Linked DNA regions of Homo sapiens: region 2 is linked to region 1. A link is a loop called in an ENCODE intact Hi-C map of the cell type or tissue named here. Cell type or tissue: IMR-90. All regions are shown on one strand. Each heading gives the region's core, and the rest is flanking DNA. Links, peaks and the distances in the headings are about the cores only.

Region 1 (8,341 bases), core at 282-8,281:
CCTTTCCCTACCACACTTAATGAAACTGCAAATCCACCAGATGGGCACTGGTTCTCATTCCTCACCACCCCTCCACCCCCATTTTCCACGAGCCCCATACCTGTCAAATAATCATCTGTTTATCCATCACCTGGAACTCATTTCCAAAATGGTAATCAAGGGTGTTGACAAAGGGAAGTAATTTACAATCATGTATTTAGACTTTCAAAGAGTCTCGGGAAAGGTTCTCTTCCATGCCAAGTTTGTTTTAAAAGTACAATTGAGGCGCCATGGATAGGAAATGCTTTCCCCATTCCTTGAGACTGTGAGTGCTTCCTGCCAACAGTGCAGCTCTATGGAAGTTGGTTGAATTGAACTGAGTTGAGTTTGGCTAGTTGCCAAAGGACAGACACAGATGGTAAGCACTGTCGGAGTCCAGAAGGCTGGCAAAGCCACAGTGGGCTCTAAAGGAGAGAAAGAAAGAAGGCTTCATGAGGCACCAACTAAAGACTGAGAAGGAATCATTCATTCATTCATTCATTCATTCAACAAATATTTATTACATGTTACTTTGTGTGAAGCACTGTGCTGGGTCCTAGAGACACATCGGTGAGCAAGTCACATCGGTGAACAGTCTGTGCCTTTATAACTCTCACAGACAACTTCTTTGTGAACTGGGGACAAATAGGGAGTGCCAGGATGTGGAGCTGGGTAAGTAGTGGGCAGGACGACCAGCCAGAATTTGGAGAGAACTGAGACTCTGGGCCCAATCTCTAAGCACTAGAGTCCAAAGCCTTGTTTGGAAAAAGGAAGACTCCAGGTGGTCTGAGCTCACTGTCCCAGGCTATGCTGCAAGCTTCTCTACCTCCTCCTAGCAGCACAATCTTGAGGGTATGGTTTGCCATAAGCCACCACAGTAGGTCTGTTCTCAAAAGACTGATGAGAATAAATTAGACGGTTCCTTAATCCAACTGGGGCTTCTCAGTTTTTCCATGGGAATATACACAGCATTTCAGACTAACTGGGGTTTGATAAAGATCACAATATTTGTAGGTTGGAATGGGCCTCAGGAGCTTCAAATGCCTTACTTAGAGACTTCTTGGAGATCTTCGTGGGCTTGTGCTGATATCCTCCTATATTCAGGCCACATACTGGAGCATCAAATTTGGTCCCTGATTTCATTTATCAAGTGTCTAGCATATGCCAGGCATATTACATACATTATACTAATTAACCCTATAACAACCTTATGAGGTGGGCAGGTATGGATTCAACAGCAGTATATCTTCAATGCTGGTCAATCAGAATGGACTAACAAACCATCAGAATAGATTTTGACTGTGAACAACCAGTATGGCCTTACAGAGCCACAACATCCTTGGGCAAAGAAGTAGGACAGAGGCACAGACTAAATGGCTTCCCATTTCCCAGGGGATCAAACCAAGATCTCATCTCCTTAGGCTTTGGGGCTGTCCTGGTCATTCTGAACCTCTCTTTATGGATGCTTCCAGCTGCTCCCGTTGCTCATTGCAGGTACCTGAAAAGCTCCCTTGCCTGCCAACCCCCGTAAAGCAATGGCATCTATCACACCTGCCCCTTTCTCCCAGTAAATTCCTAAAGATGTCACTCCTTGGCTCAAAATTCTTGAATGGGTCCACTAGACTTCCAAATGATCACCTTACTGTGGCCTTCAAGACTCTCTGTGCTCCGGCCTGAAGATGCTGTCCAACCCTACTTACAGCACTAATTACCCAAAATGTCTTCAATGCCACACACCTTCTCAACTAGATGAAATCTCACTGTCCTTAGCAATCTCATAGCGTAGAATAATAGTGACGGATGGGCTCATCAGATGGCCCCTACAGACCTCATGAGGGCAGGTGCTGTGTTCTTCCTCTTTGTACCCCTCACCATGCCTGGCACAGTGCCTGGCACATAATATGTGCTCAGGAAATTTTTACCTAGGTCTGAGGTCTGCCTTCCCGTAATGAAACTTACCAACTTTGAAAAAGATTCACTCTGTGGGGACTGTGAAACTTTGAAGTTACATTTTTCCAAAAAAAAGTATATATTGTGTAAAATTTCAAACATATAGCGACATTGACAGAATTTTACAGAGGATATCTAGTAACCACCTAGATTCTACCACTAATATTTTCCTATACTGGCTTTATTCATCCCTCACCTATCCACTCCTCCCTCTATCTATTTGTCTATTCATTATCTTTTTTTTTTTTGAAGTTGCATACATCAGTATGCACTTCACTCCTAAGCACTTTCTCCATACCTATCATTAACTATAGTCCAATATTTGTTTATTATTCTTTTTTCCTTTTGAAGTAAAATATACATACAATGAGATATATAAATATTAACTGCATATTTTCTGAGTTTTGGTAAATGTAACCCCTACTAAGATAAAGACTACTACTCAAGAACATGTCCTCTCATCCTTTCATAGGCAATCCTCTCCCTTCACTCCCAGAGGCAGCCACTGTTTTTTTTCCGTCATTGATTAGTTTTGCCTGTTATAGAAGCTCATATATATGGAATCATAAGGCATGGACTTTTTTGAATAAGACTTACTTTACTCAGCTTAATGTTTTTGAGGCTCATGCTAATACATGATACATAATGATACATAATTCACATATATGATACATAAATCATGACACATGCTGTTGCGAGTATCAGTAGTTTGTTCCTTTTTATTACTGAGTGGTACTCCACTGTGTGACCATACCACAGTTTGTTTATCCATTCTCCTACTGATGAACACTTGGTCTGTTTCCAACTTCTGGCTATTAAAAATAAAGCTGCTCTAAATGTTCTCATATAATTCCTTTTGTGGACATATGTTTTCCTTTTTCTTGGGTAAATACCTAGGTGTGGAAATGCTGGGTCATGGGAAAGATGTACTTTAGTTTTATAAGAAATTGCCAGACATTTTCCCAAAGTGGCTTGTATCATTTTAGACTCCCACCAACAGTGTGAGAGGATTCCCATTGTTTATGGTTACTTGTGCAGCTCTCTGCTTCAATTGCATACTTAGCCTTGCAGTGCACCCATGAAATGCATTTATCATTATACTTATAAAAGGGCCAAGCCTGACTGTTTGTGGCTTAGTACTTAAAACTTCCCCCAATTTTGATGACTACTAAATGAACACCCAAGCTCTAGGAAATTGCTACATTGTGAGGGTAAGCTCTATGTGATAATAGCTTTTACTGAAAGTGACAAACACTGTGTTAAACACTTTACATACATTATCTCACCTAATCCTTAACAACAACCCTCTGAGGTAGGTAAAACAGTATTCCTATTATACAGATGAGGAAATTAAGTTGCAGAGAGGTTAAGTAACTTGTCCAAATTCGATTGGCTCATAGGTGGTCAAGCTGAGATTTGAACCAGAGGTCAGTTATCTTTTTTATTGTCTACTGTCCTTTGTATAGAAACTATCAGGGAAAATAAAACATTTCAGGGTTGGAAGTCTCATCTAACCCTCTTATTGTAAAGGCGGAGCTACTGAGGTCCAGAGAGGAGAAGGGACTTGCCTGAAGTCTCTCATTAGTTAATGGCAGAGCCATCAGACTGCCTCGCAGTCAGGAGACGTTTTCACTCCACTGCACGGCCTCCTCCAATGCTTTGGGCAATTCAGATTTTATTTCCAGCTTTGTAATGGTGACAAGGGTGCAAAAACCACTTTGAGATCTTTGAAATAAGTACATGAATCTAAAAGGGTGGAGTGAAATAAGGTCAATCTTGCCTTTTGGGCCAAAACATAAAGTCATAAATAAAATTATCAAACTCATGTCAATTCCTGCCTAAACATTATCTTGAAAATGTTTCTCCCACCCACTCAGGCTTCTCTGGAAAAGAAAAAAGAAAAACAAAGAAACAAAAATGCGGATATTTGGAGTATTCTTGGGAAAGGAGTGGGAAAGGAAGAGGTCCGAGGGCACTTTTCTTTTGGACTCCCACAGCACCATCTGGTGGAGGACTGGAGTTTTCATTTCTCCTCATTCAGAATGTTTTTCTTTTCTTTTAATTCATATGTCTTTATTTATTTATTTTTAGGTTTTTATATATACTTTAAGTTCTGGGGTACATGTGCACAATGTGCAGGTTTGTTACATAGGTATACATGTGCCATGTTGATTTGCTGCACCCATTTTATCTTTGCTCCAGTTTCCTCGATTGTAAAATGGAGATAATAACCATGCGCTTACCATAGGATTTTGTGGCAAGGATTGAATAAGATAACTTATGTAAAGTACTGAACATAATGCCTGGAACATGTGAAATGCTCAATAATGTTGGCTGTGGTTGTTTCATTAACATTAAACGTATGGTGCAGTGGGAACCAGAGAGGAGCATTTGACTCAACCTCAGAGAGCTCAGGGCACATTTCCCTAAGGATGTGACACCTGACATAAGTTTTGAGTATGAAATAGTCACTAGGATCATTTCTCCATGTGGAAAACAATGCCTGTAACAACAGGGTTTACTCCTCTAATCCCACATTGTGAAGGATGACAGCATAGTGTTCCTTTGCCTCTGGGGTACCAGGGATTGCAGCGAGGGCTTCTAAGCTACAAGATGGTATGGGAACATTTAGGAATTATTGGAATTAGTCCCCTGACCACGTGAGACATTGTTTCCATAGTGGACACACAGAGTTTGACTTGAAATTAGATGCTAAGAGAAACATGGTTGTGTCGATTACCACCTGTTTGTTCTAATTTCTACTTTGCTTGTCAGCAATGATGCTTCAGTGGCTCTTTATTCACTCAGCATTATGTTAAATAGGCATGATGGGATCTGATAATTTCTCATTGCCTCCAAATTGTGCCTGGCATACACCACAAACATATTTGACTCTATTCCTATTGCTCATCACCCTTGCAAACCCTTAACCCTTCCAGGTTATCCAAATTTTACTCATCCTTCAAGGCCTAGACTTCCTCATTCATTCATTCATGAAATATTTTCTGAGCATGTACTATGTGCTAGGCACAGTGGCAGGCACTAGATCTATAACAGCATATGAGACAGACACAGTTTCTACTTTGACAGAGCCTGTGTAACTTGGACTACAAACAGGAAAACAAATCATTGAGACCATGTGCTACCAAAGCTCTCCAAGAAGAGGGATACATCTGAAATGGTGCTTTCTAACAGTTTTTACCACATAGCACACATAGATAACATATATTGGCTCCCTGGGATAAATGGATAAAAAAGCAACCTGCCAGGGAGCTCTGGCCACCCCAAAGGCAGAAGGCATCAATATCTTAGGTGCATGAGGAATCTCTTGGAGATCTCTGGTATAGAACCTCAAGCTATAACCCGTGAAATTCCTGTTGCTTTCACCCCATGTAGTCCATGAGGACCGATAGGGCCTTCAAGGACTACATGGGGTGAAAGCAACAGGAATTTCATGGTGCAGTGGGCAGAGAGGATGCTGCTTTGAATGAATGCATGCTCCTTGTTATTATCTGGAATTTGGTAAAAGTCACTCTCACCTCTTCAGTAGTAGGCTCAGACTGGAGGCCTTCTCAGGCAACTGAATCCTGAAAGACTCTTTGTCTTTTCCAGATTCCTACATATGTAGAATCTTCAGCTCACAGTTCAGCTTCTCATTCACCCTCATGGTCTGACATCATGTGCTAATAGCACAAGAACTTTTTTGTATCTTCATAACACCTAGCAATACTACACAAGAAGGGCCAGAAGCATTTAAGTGCCATGTTTTAAGACAAAGGAAATCTAAGAGTATTGGAACTTCACAGGGTTTTAAAACAAAAATGGCTTTGCTACCTAAGAAAAGTCCAGTGCTCAGTCTGTCTTTAAAACTTGTAAAAGAGAAACTCCTAAAGTTTTAAGAGAGAGAATGAAGTCAACAGCTCAAGCTAACATATTTGTACAATCTTACTCCTGGAAACAGGATGCTGAGTCCCTGCAGCTCCAGGCCAGTTGGTTTTGGAGTTTGCCTTCTTCTGAGCAAAACCAAAGGCTAACCAAGATAGCCCACAACCCGAGGAGATGGGATCCAGAGAGCTATTGTTTATACCATAAGCAAAAAGGAAGAGTTCACAAGCAAAGAGAGCCCAGGGGGGCCTCTTGCAGAGAAAACAAAGACTCCTGCTGAAATGTAACAGAAGATTCCATATCCTTTCCTTCACTTGGACTCCCTGAGAAAGGTTAATCCTGTCACCACCATGAATCTTGATGGGTAATAAAATGTAGATCTGGGTGAGAAATGATGCCACCTAGAGGAAGGCTGGGGAGCACACTTGAGCGATTTCAGCTCGTTTTTCTATATTCCTCCCTCAGTCAGTATCTAGGCAGGAGGGCTTCTTGATTTTTCTCTCTGGCCTTGTCCCTCACCTACTCCTGGAGAGCCACATTGCCACTTTCCTATGTTGATACATGCTATTCAACATCCGAAACTGAATGTGGGGCATGGAGTGCCCTATGGTAAGGAATGTCGAAGATACAGCTAAGGTGAGAAAGCCATATGTAAGAAGAGCAGTTGGCCATAAAGAAGAAAGTATATGTCGACATGTCTGTAATTTATATGTACGTATATGTATATCTAATTTGAAGCTTCTTATAACTTCATAGGCTAGCAAATAGCCAGGTGCAAAAATAAATACCTGAACCTCAAAATAATTATTTTCAGATTTCTACTGCAAAAGTCACTCTGGAGAGACACATGCGTGGGTGAATTTCAGCATACTCTCTCTTTTCCTTTTTCCCTTTGTTTTTGTTTGATTGATTTATTATAACCTCAAGGCAAAAATATGAAATGGGAAACTTGGTGTTTAGCACTCCCAAGTGTCCCTCCACCACCACTAGAGCCCATTTTTAATTTGTGATACCCTTAGGAGTGTCTTCCAAGAAATGTTCTGATTCTATATCTCATCCTCTCAGAATCTCTCATTCTTTTTAGTGATAAAGGAAATAGCTAGCTAACTTGCTGATATGGTTAGGCTTTGTGTCCCCACCCAAATCTCATCTTGAATTGTAATCCCCATAATCCTCATATATCAAGGGAGAGACCAGGTGGAGGTAATTGAATCATGGGGGCAGTTTCCCCCAAGCTGTTCTCATGATAATGAGTGAATTCTCACAAGATCTGATGGTTTTATAAGGGGCTTTTCCCCCTTTGCTCGGCACTTCTCCTTCCTACTGCCTTGTGGAGAAGGTGCCTTGCTTCCCCTTCACCTTCTGATATGATTTTAAGTTTCCTGAGGCTCCCCCAGCCATGCTGAACTGTGAGTCGATTAAATCTCTTTCCTTTATAAATTACCCAGTCTCAGGTAGCTCTTTATAGCAGTATGAAAACAGACTAATACACCTGCCAAAGTGAAAGAAAAATTGATCCTACCAAGAAGGAAGAGTTAGAAGAGCCAACAGTTAACTAGGAGCCTCCTTCCTTGGTTAACCGTGAAGACTGTCCACTCCTCTGTGAATTATTTTGTTATTTAATCCTAAAGATAAATGCTAATAAAGGAATTGAAATATCTAGCAGGATGGCCTCCATTGGCCAGTGAGGGAGGATGAGGTATGGAAATTGTTTTTCTGTTTTGTTGTTGTTTTTAACCTTCCCATGTGATTCCTAAGTGCAGCCAGGGTGAAGAACCACTGGGAGAGATGAGTTTAACATACTGGAGAACATACTGGAGTAAAGATCACAATGAATTTGTTATATCAACAACTTAAAACTCTTCTGCTGAGCACATCTACAGAGGTGCTATATACACCTCTGTTACACGAAGGCTATACATTTCCTAATTACTGCTATTGTGGAAATATTGCTTCACTCATTGTCTTCAAATATGTAAATACAAGGGAACTAAATTTATTCCAGACAGTTAAAGATTCAGAATGTGTTATTCCTCCCAGAACAATGACACCGAGGACATAATTTTTCCTTTGAGGCCTTTACCTATCCCGCTGCTGAACCATTTATGTGCCGTCTTTTTTTTTTTTACAGAATCTTGCTCTGTCGCCCAGGCTACAGTGCAGTGGTGCAATCTCGGCTCACTGCAACCTCCGCCTCCTGGGTTCAAGCAATTCTTCTGCCTCAGCCTTCCGAGTAGCTGGGACTACAGGCGCATGCCACCACGCCCGGCTAATTTTTTGTATTTTTAATAGAGGCAGGGTTTCACCATGTTAGCCAGGATGGTCTCAATCTCCTGACCTCGTGACCTGCCCACCTCGGCCTCCCACAGTGCTGGGATTACAGGCGTGAGCCACCATGCCCAGCCCCTTTTTTTGTTTTTATTAAGTTCTGGGATACATGTGCAGAACATGCAGGTTTGTCACGTAGGTATACATGTGCCATGGTGGT
Region 2 (8,341 bases), core at 204-8,203, 260 kb after region 1:
GTAGCATGACTGGCTGAGAAGGATAGGATTCTCTCCCTTTTTCTCTCCCTTGACACTGTTATCTACTGCCTGCAGGGGAGGCAGGGGTCTTGGTAGTGGGTAGAGGAGGGGAGGTGAGAGTAGCTATGGAAATCAGGGGCTAAAAGGGATTTTTCCTTCATTCTTCTTCACCCTTCGAAGATAGCCTTTGTCACTGCTTGCCCTGCCAGGCGCCTGGCCTACAAGGGGCGAAAAATGGAGAAAGAGATGGATATCCTCCAGCCATGCAGCTAGGGTGTCAGTTCTTCTTTTTTTTTTTTTTTTTCTTTTCTTTCTTTTCTTTTCTTTTCTTTTTTTTTTGTTGTTTGTTTGTTTTTTTGAGACAGAGTCTTGCTCTGTTGCCCGGGTTGGAGTGCAGTGGCACGATCTCGGCTCACTGCAACCTTCACCTCCCGGGTTCAAACCATTCTCCTTCCTCAGCCTCCCAGGTAGCTGGGACTACAGGCATGCGCCACCACACCCAGCTAATTTTTTTGTATTTTTAGCAGAGATGGGGTTTCACCATACTGACCAGGCTGGTCTCGAACTCCTCACCTCAAGTGATCCGCCCGCCTTGGCTTCCCAAAGTTCTGGGATTACAAACATGAGCCACCACACCCGACCAGGGTGGCAGTTCTTGGGTGGCAAATAGATGTGGTTAGTCAGACATCCATCAGAGAGGCTGCCTACCTCTTTTTCCTACGTAAACGGAGGGAAAATTTATTGCTATTTGTGACATTCCCTGTGCAGGAGGAGAGAGCAACTTACTGTCACCAGAGAAGTTAAGGCACGAGTTTCAAACTCAATTTGACAGCAGTAATGATAACCATAAAATAGCATTTAAGCTGGGTGTAGTAGTGGCTTGCACCTGTAGTCCCAGTTGCTCGGGAGGCTGAGGTGGGAGAATCACTTGAGGCCAGGGGTTCTAGGTCAGCCTGGGTAACAGAGGGAAGACCTGCATCTCTAAAAAAAAGAAATAACTAAAATAACTAGCTAGCATTGGTTGAGGGAATGCTGTGTGGCAGGCACTGAGCATCCTTATCTCACTGAATCCTCACAGTAAAAGCAGTACAGATGCAAGCCCTAAGGTCAAGCCAATCTGAGTTTAAGTCTTCACCCTGTCACTCACTAGTTAAAGCATAGTGCTTGACACAGAGTAAAAACTCAGTAAATACGGAATAAATATTCATCAATTAACAAATCAATTGATATTAGTCATTAATATGAATAAATATTACTATATACACACAATCAATCATATGAAGCAGGTACTATTACTATCTTCTTCTTATAAATGAGGAAGTTGAGGCCCTGAGAAATTAAGGACTCTGTACAAGTTTACACAGCTACTAAGTGGCAGAACCTGAATTGAAAACTAGTTGTCAGTGCAGAGTTTCTGTTTGAGATGATGACAATGTTCTGGAAATAGATAGTAGTGATTGTACAGCACTGTGAATAGACTTAATGCCACTGAATTATATACTCAGAAATGATTAGAATGGTACATTTTATGTTATGTATACTTTAACACACACACACACACACACACACACACACACACACACATACACACATCAGTTGTCAGACACTGGGATTTTAACCACTGTGTCATATACATGACCTCTCAATGGGCATTAATCAAGTTTCTATTATTCAGAAGACCCTCCCAATGTCATAAAGCGAGGGCTAAATTTGCAATCAAAAGACCTCTGTTCAAACACCGTATCTGCTTCTTACAATGAGTAAGTGGCTAAGACTTGTCTGAGTTTTCTTGGGCCAAAAGGGGTACAAGTCATACACAAGCCTTTCTCCAAGAGTTCACTTCAGTTGCAGACACTCAGGTCCCTGTAATGTTACTGGATAACCTTGGGGAGAGGGGATCCAGATCAATTTGAGCCCCTGACAAGGAGGGCAAGGAAGCTCTGAGCCAGCTTACCCATTCTTAGTTACTCCTCTTCCCAAAGTGAAATGTGGCAGCTACTGGGTGGGGACTTTTAAGAGGAAGTGAGACAGCTACTGATAGGGGAACTTGAGGAGGGCCCCCTTGGAAAGGGGAAGGAAGATGAGCACATATTGAGATAAACCATTTTCAGGGTGTTAAAACTAGATTAAAACCAGTGTTTTTACATGTCACAAAAAAGAAATCCACACCACAAACAATCCTAGTAGCTACTTTTCCTGCAAAAGTAATCATTCTTTTATCCAAGGTTCCTTGGGGATTAAACAACAACAACAAAAATCCCTCAAAGTCCTTGTCAGCTTCTTTGGTTCCTCTATGACTTTTTACTGTACTCAATGGAGAGAAGTGCTCAGTAACAACCGAGTCCCCAGATACACCATGACATTGCAAGAGAAGATGAAACATGAGGAAATCCACCCCCTTCCCATTTTCCAGACCACATCCTCCTCCCCTGTTCAATCTCCCTAAAGTTTTCACTAGGCTTGTTCAGGTCAGGAATGAACTATAACCAGTGGATGCTGCCCTCTGCTGCAAAGCAGGCTTCATCCGCGGCTGCACAGCCAGTCTTGGCTTCCACAAGACCTCTCTTGTGTTAATGATTCAAAGCACATGTTTGTAATTAAAAATAACAATAATAATTCAGGGTACCAGGCTGACCACGCAAATATAGTTATCCTGAGAGGGGGGCTTGCAGAACACCTTTCAGGGCAAATCCCCCACCACCTTTACATAGGACTGAGACAGCCTAGAAAAGTACAGAATGCTTTACTGTTATTTTCCTCATCCTGGCCCCATGCACTAACTAGACACAGTCTTTCCAGAGAAATACCAACATGACACAACCCCACGGGGGCATTGGGTCCCTCTGTTCTGGATTTGCCTCCTTCTGCTTCACTTCAGTTGTCTTAATTCCATTCACCTTGGTTCTCTGAGCCCCGGTTGACACAGCACACTGGCTCTCTACGCTCCCCTCTGTCTCCTTCTGCTGCCATGCCCTATTGTAGCCATGTCCTTCCATCTGGCACTCAGAAATCTTTCCCAAATGTCATTCTGCTAGTCTCCTGACACCTTCACACAATCTGCCCATCCTCTTGGACAGAGCTGACATGGTCCCCGAGGCTGGGGATGCTAGAGGCCACCTAGTAGCCACTAGGAAGCAATGCTTGTACTCTGTGCCCTGTGCACTCAGTGACAGGCAAGGAGGCTGTGGAACTATTCTCACAATCATCCGGACCTGTCTTCTCAACCCCATTGGTGCTGCCACCTAAGAGATTAACAAGGGAGGCCACTAGACTCAGATTGCTCAGATACAATTATAACTGGAAACATTGGGTTCTAAGGAAACACTGCATAAATCACACTCTTCCCTAGCTGGCTGACTGGCAATACGGTGGGATCCCTTTTGCAAGCCAGAATATGTTGGAATTATACTGGAGTGATGTGGACTATACTGGATTTTTTCAGATTTCTAAACTGCTTTAAGAAACATTCCATAGCTCCACTTGGCAAGATATAAACAAACTTGTAGGAAACTGGGTTAGTTTTACCAGTCAAATGAGTTGGCAGCCCAATTCTTCTGTCTCAAAGAGATTAATGAGCAATTAATTTCCCAGACCAGCTAAGCCTGGGAACTTCTGGGAGCTAACGGATTTTACCTGAAGGTGAAGTCCAGCCCACGTCCGTGGGCCACCACATCAGACCCTCCCAAGAACGCAAGGGAAGGCCTAATTTACATAGTTGCCCTGCCCCCTAGTGTCCACAGGCAGCAATAACAGCAGGCAGGACTCAAGCTTCTAGGTATGGGCAGCAGGGCTGCAGGGCTTTTTTTGTGCTCCACACAATGGCGCCTGGCTAAAGGGATGTGGGAATGAAATTAAGCTCATGCTCTTCTCACCAAGCCTTGTGCCCTGCACAGGACTGCATCCATCTGGAGGTTGACCTCTTTTTTCTAATCTGTCTGCCAAGAGGAGCCATTTTTTTTTTTGGTAATTCTATTTTAAAAATTTCCACATAGCTTGAGATTTCTAATGTCTAAAGCTACCAGAAAGGCTGATACCAATCCCATGTGATAGGCCAGGCCGTCGGCATGTACTCAAATGTATATTCCATTTCTGAAAATTCACTTGTCCTATAAGAATAGCTCAGGGTGTTTGTGTAGAAGTGGCCCCATTCCAGAAAATTCCCGGACTGGGAACTTCATAGTCATCCATCCAGCTATGAACTTCTGTTAGCTCCACCCCCAAAATATATCCTGAATCCATCCACATCTCTCCATCTTCACTCATTTCTGATCCAAGCTAGCAGAAATTTCTTGCTACAATGGTAGCAATACAGGGAAAAACATTGGCCTGCTACAATGGTCTCCCTGCTGCCACTCTGGCCCCTCCACACAGCAACCAGAATTATTTATTAAAATATATGTAAATTCATGTGACTCCCCGCCAATGGCTTCCCAATGGGTTTAGGATAAAATCCAAAGTCTTTCCGTGGGTTACTAGGCTGTGGATAATCTGTCTTCTGCTTAGCTCATCTACCTGTCGCTCACCACTCTCCTGCTCATCCACTAAGCTCAGCAACACTGGCCATTTGTTTTAATTGACATTTTTATTGAGATAATTGCAGATTCACATGCAGCTAAAAAAAACAAGAGCAAGATCTCTCATACATTTTGCCCAGTTTTCCCCAATGGTAACATTTTGGAAAACTGTAATATCATAGTAAGAATAGTGATGTTGATACAATCCACCTATATTATTCAGATTTCCCTGGTTTTATTAATATTTATCCTCATATGTGTGTATGTGTATTTAGTTCTATATAATTTGATCATCCATGTAAGTTCATGTGATGGATACCACCACATGTTAAATAAGCATATCATGGAAAATGGGGTATGCATCCTAAAACAGTAGGTCTTATAGTACATAGTCAAAGTACTGAACAGTGCCATCACCTTGAGGATCCCTCCTATTGCCCTTTTATAATCATATTCATCTCCCCCCACCTCCTTAAACCTAGGCAACCATTAATCTGTTCTTCATTTCTATAATTTTGTCACTTCACAGACATGATATAGATAGAATTGTACAATATGTAACTTCTGGGACTGGCTTATTTTCACTCAGCATAATTTTCTAAAGATTCATCCAGGCTGTTGCATGTAGTTTTTTTTATTGCTGAGTTGTATTCCACAGTATGGATGAGCTTCAGTTTAATCATTCACCCATTGAAGGGCATTTGTGATATTTATTTACAGGTCTTACATAAATATAAGTTTTCATTTCCCTGGGATAAATCCCCAAGATTGCAGTTGCTAAGTCACATTGTAAGCACGTGTTTAACTTTTTTTTGTTTTTTTCGAAACAGGGTCTCACTTTGCTCACTCTGTCATCCAGGCTGAGTGCAGTGGCATGAGCATGGCTCCCTGCAGCCTTCATCTCCTGGCCTCAAGCGATCCTCCAACCTCAGCCCACCCAAGTAGCTGGACCACAGGTGTGCTTCTGGCTAATTTTTTTTTTTTTTTTGTAGAGATGGGGATCCTCCTACGTTGCCTAGGCTGGTCTCAAACTCCTGGGCTCAAGTGACCCCGACACCTCGGCCTCCCAAAGTGCTGGGATTACAGGTGTGAGCCACCACGCCCAGCTACGTGTTTAATTTTTAAAGCAACTGCTAGACTGTTTTCCAGAGTAGCCATACCATTTTACATTCCCACAAGCAATGTATGAGTGACTCAGTTTCTCTACACCTTCACTAATAGTGGTGTTGCCACTATTTTTTATTTTGGACATTCTGATATGTATGTAGTACTATCTCATTGTAGCTGTAATTTGCATTTCTCTAATGGTTAACAATGTTGAATAGCTTTTCACATGTTTATTCTTCATGTGTATATTCTCTTCGCAAAATGTCTGTATATATCTTGCCCATTTTCTAACTGGATTTATCAAATATTGAGTTTTGAGAGTCCTTTGTGTGTTGTAGACATGAGTACTTTCTCAGATACGTGATTCGTACATGTTTTTTCCCAGTCTGTAGCTTGCCTTTTCATTCTCTTCATATGTACTTTCACAGAGCAAAAGTTTTAAAATTTTCGATGAACTATTTTTCCTTCTATAAACCCTGCTTTTAGGGCTGACTCTAAAAACTCTGCTGAACTCTAGATCCCAGAGATTTCCTCCTATTTTTTTCTAAAAGTTTTATAGTTTTTCATTTTATGTTTATGTCTGTGATCAATCCTGACTTAGTTTTAAAAACTTTTTATTTTTAGTGCTTGTGGGTATATAGTAGGTGAATATATTTATGGGGTACATGAGATGTTTTGATACAGGCATGCAATGTGAAATAAACACATCATGGAGAACGTGGTATGCATCCTGAAACACTAGGTCTGATTCATTCTTTCTAACTATTTTTTGTACCCGTTAACCATCCCCAACTTCCCCTGACCCCCCACTATCCTTCCCAGCCTCTGGTAACCATCCTTCTACTCTCTATCTCCATGAGTTCAATTTTTTTTTTAGCTCCCACAAATAAGTGAAAACATGAGGTTTGTCTTTCTGTGACTGGCTATTTCACTTAACATAATGATCTCCACTTCCATCCATGTTGTTGCAAATGACAGGATCTCATTTTTTATGGCTGAATAGTACTCCCTTGAGTATATGTACCACTTTTTCTTTATCCATTCATCTGTTGATGGACGCAGGTTGCTTCCAAATCTTAGCTTTTGTGAGCAGGGCTGCAACAAACATGGGAGTGCAAATATTTCTTGGATATACTGATTTCCTTGCCTTTGGGTATATACCCAGCAGTGGGATGGCTGGATCATACAGTGGCTCTGCTTTTAGTTTTTTAGAGAAATCGCCAAACTGCTCTCCATAGTGATTGTACTAATTTACCTTCCCACCAACAGTTTACGAGGGTTGCCTTTTCTCTGCATCCTCACCAGCATTTGTTATTGCCTGCTTTTTGGATAAAAGGTATTTTAACTGGGGTTAGATGATATCGCATTTTACTACTTCAAGTGAAGTGTGAAAACCTCACTTCTATTTATGTTTCTTCATCTTCCATGGTCTTAATTATCATTGTCCTCAGTATCACAGGGTGTTATAATTTTTGTTTCAGCAATCAAACATGACTTATAAAACTCATGAGGAAACTGATAATGTCTTCTGTGTACTAGTATATTTGTTTTATATACTTTTTTCCTGATGTGCCAGGATTCCTTCTTTTATCGTTTTTTTCTGTTTAAAGAGCTTCTCCTAGCTATTATTTAAGAGTTCTGCTAGTGACAAATTCTTTTAGTTTTTCCTTCATTTAAGAATGCTTTATTTCACTCTCATTCCTTAAGAATATTTTTGCCAGATATAGAATTTGCAGTTGACAATTCTCCTGTCTCCATACTTTCAAGTTGTGTCACTTCGTTCTTGCCTCCATGGTATCAGATGAGAAATCTGCTGTAATTTGAATTGGTGTTTCCCCATAGGTAATTCATTGTTTTTCTCTGGCTACTTTCAAGATTTCTTGTTTGTTTTTAGTTTTATTTTTCCTGCTTTCTTTCCTTATTTATTTATTTATTTATTTTTACTATTTCTTTTTTTTTAAAGATTTTAAACCACATTTTTATTCTTTGATGCTTCATTTTCAGACTTTTTAAGTCAGTCATTACATTTACATTGCATGAGGAAAATTTTTCCAGAACAACAGTGTGGAATAGTTCTGAATTATGCTATTCTACAGATAGAAAAAAAGTCCAAATGTCTTTAAAAATTTACTTCTTACTACCCAACATGTTTTTGCAAAGCAAGAAGTCTTTGTAAGACACCTTAAACAAAGTCCTTCAATTCTATAGCAGAGGAAATAAAATCCCCCAGAAGCCAAAGGCTCACATTCACATTGCTAGTGCATGACAGACCCAGGTGTGCTTCATTAGAGATAAAATACATTCCCTTTGGTATCACAGGAAGTTACTGGGGATGACTTGACCTCATTACTTAGCTAACGACTGGATAAAATTTCTTAATTATTTGAAGTAACATTGTATTAGTGTTTGCATTATTAATTTGAATAGAAAATAATCACATTTTTGACCCATTTATAAAAATTGTTAATGTTTATTTATTTATTTATTTTTTATTATACTTTAAGTTTTAGGGTACATGTGCACAACGTGCATGTTAGTTACATATGTATACATGTGCCATGTTGGTGTGCTGCACCCATTAATCCTCGTCATTTAACATTAGGTATATCTCCTAAAGCTATCCCTCCCCCCTCCCCCCACCCCACAACAGGCCTCGGTGTGTGATGTTCCCCTTCCTGTGTCCATGTGTTCTCATTGTTCAATTCCCACGTGTGAGTGAG

What was found. Hi-C counts contacts between places; a loop is a spot of excess contacts. Peaks named below come from ENCODE experiments on the same cell type or tissue, not always from the same donor. Only the 100,000 strongest peaks of a DNase experiment are listed, where the experiment ranks them.
Region 2: a loop joins it to region 1, with 13 times the contacts of the local background. A loop is called at or near these places in 12 of 110 quality-filtered maps.

What each region holds. Positions count from the first base shown.
Region 1 is chrX:109,629,137-109,637,477 of GRCh38, forward strand. No RefSeq gene overlaps it. Among named protein-coding and RNA genes, the nearest start is that of KCNE5, 8.1 kb to the left of the region's middle. In IMR-90, for the core only: CTCF peaks have their summits at 3,986 (motif pointing left) and 6,256 (motif pointing left); no DNase peak of the experiment used is centred there.
Region 2 is chrX:109,887,364-109,895,704 of GRCh38, forward strand. No RefSeq gene overlaps it. Among named protein-coding and RNA genes, the nearest start is that of TMEM164, 110 kb to the right of the region's middle. RefSeq lists an enhancer at 3,577-3,871 and a silencer at 3,655-3,724. In IMR-90, for the core only: CTCF peaks have their summits at 2,500 (motif pointing left) and 3,735 (motif pointing left); a DNase peak (open chromatin) is centred at 3,728; H3K27me3 peaks cover 473 bases.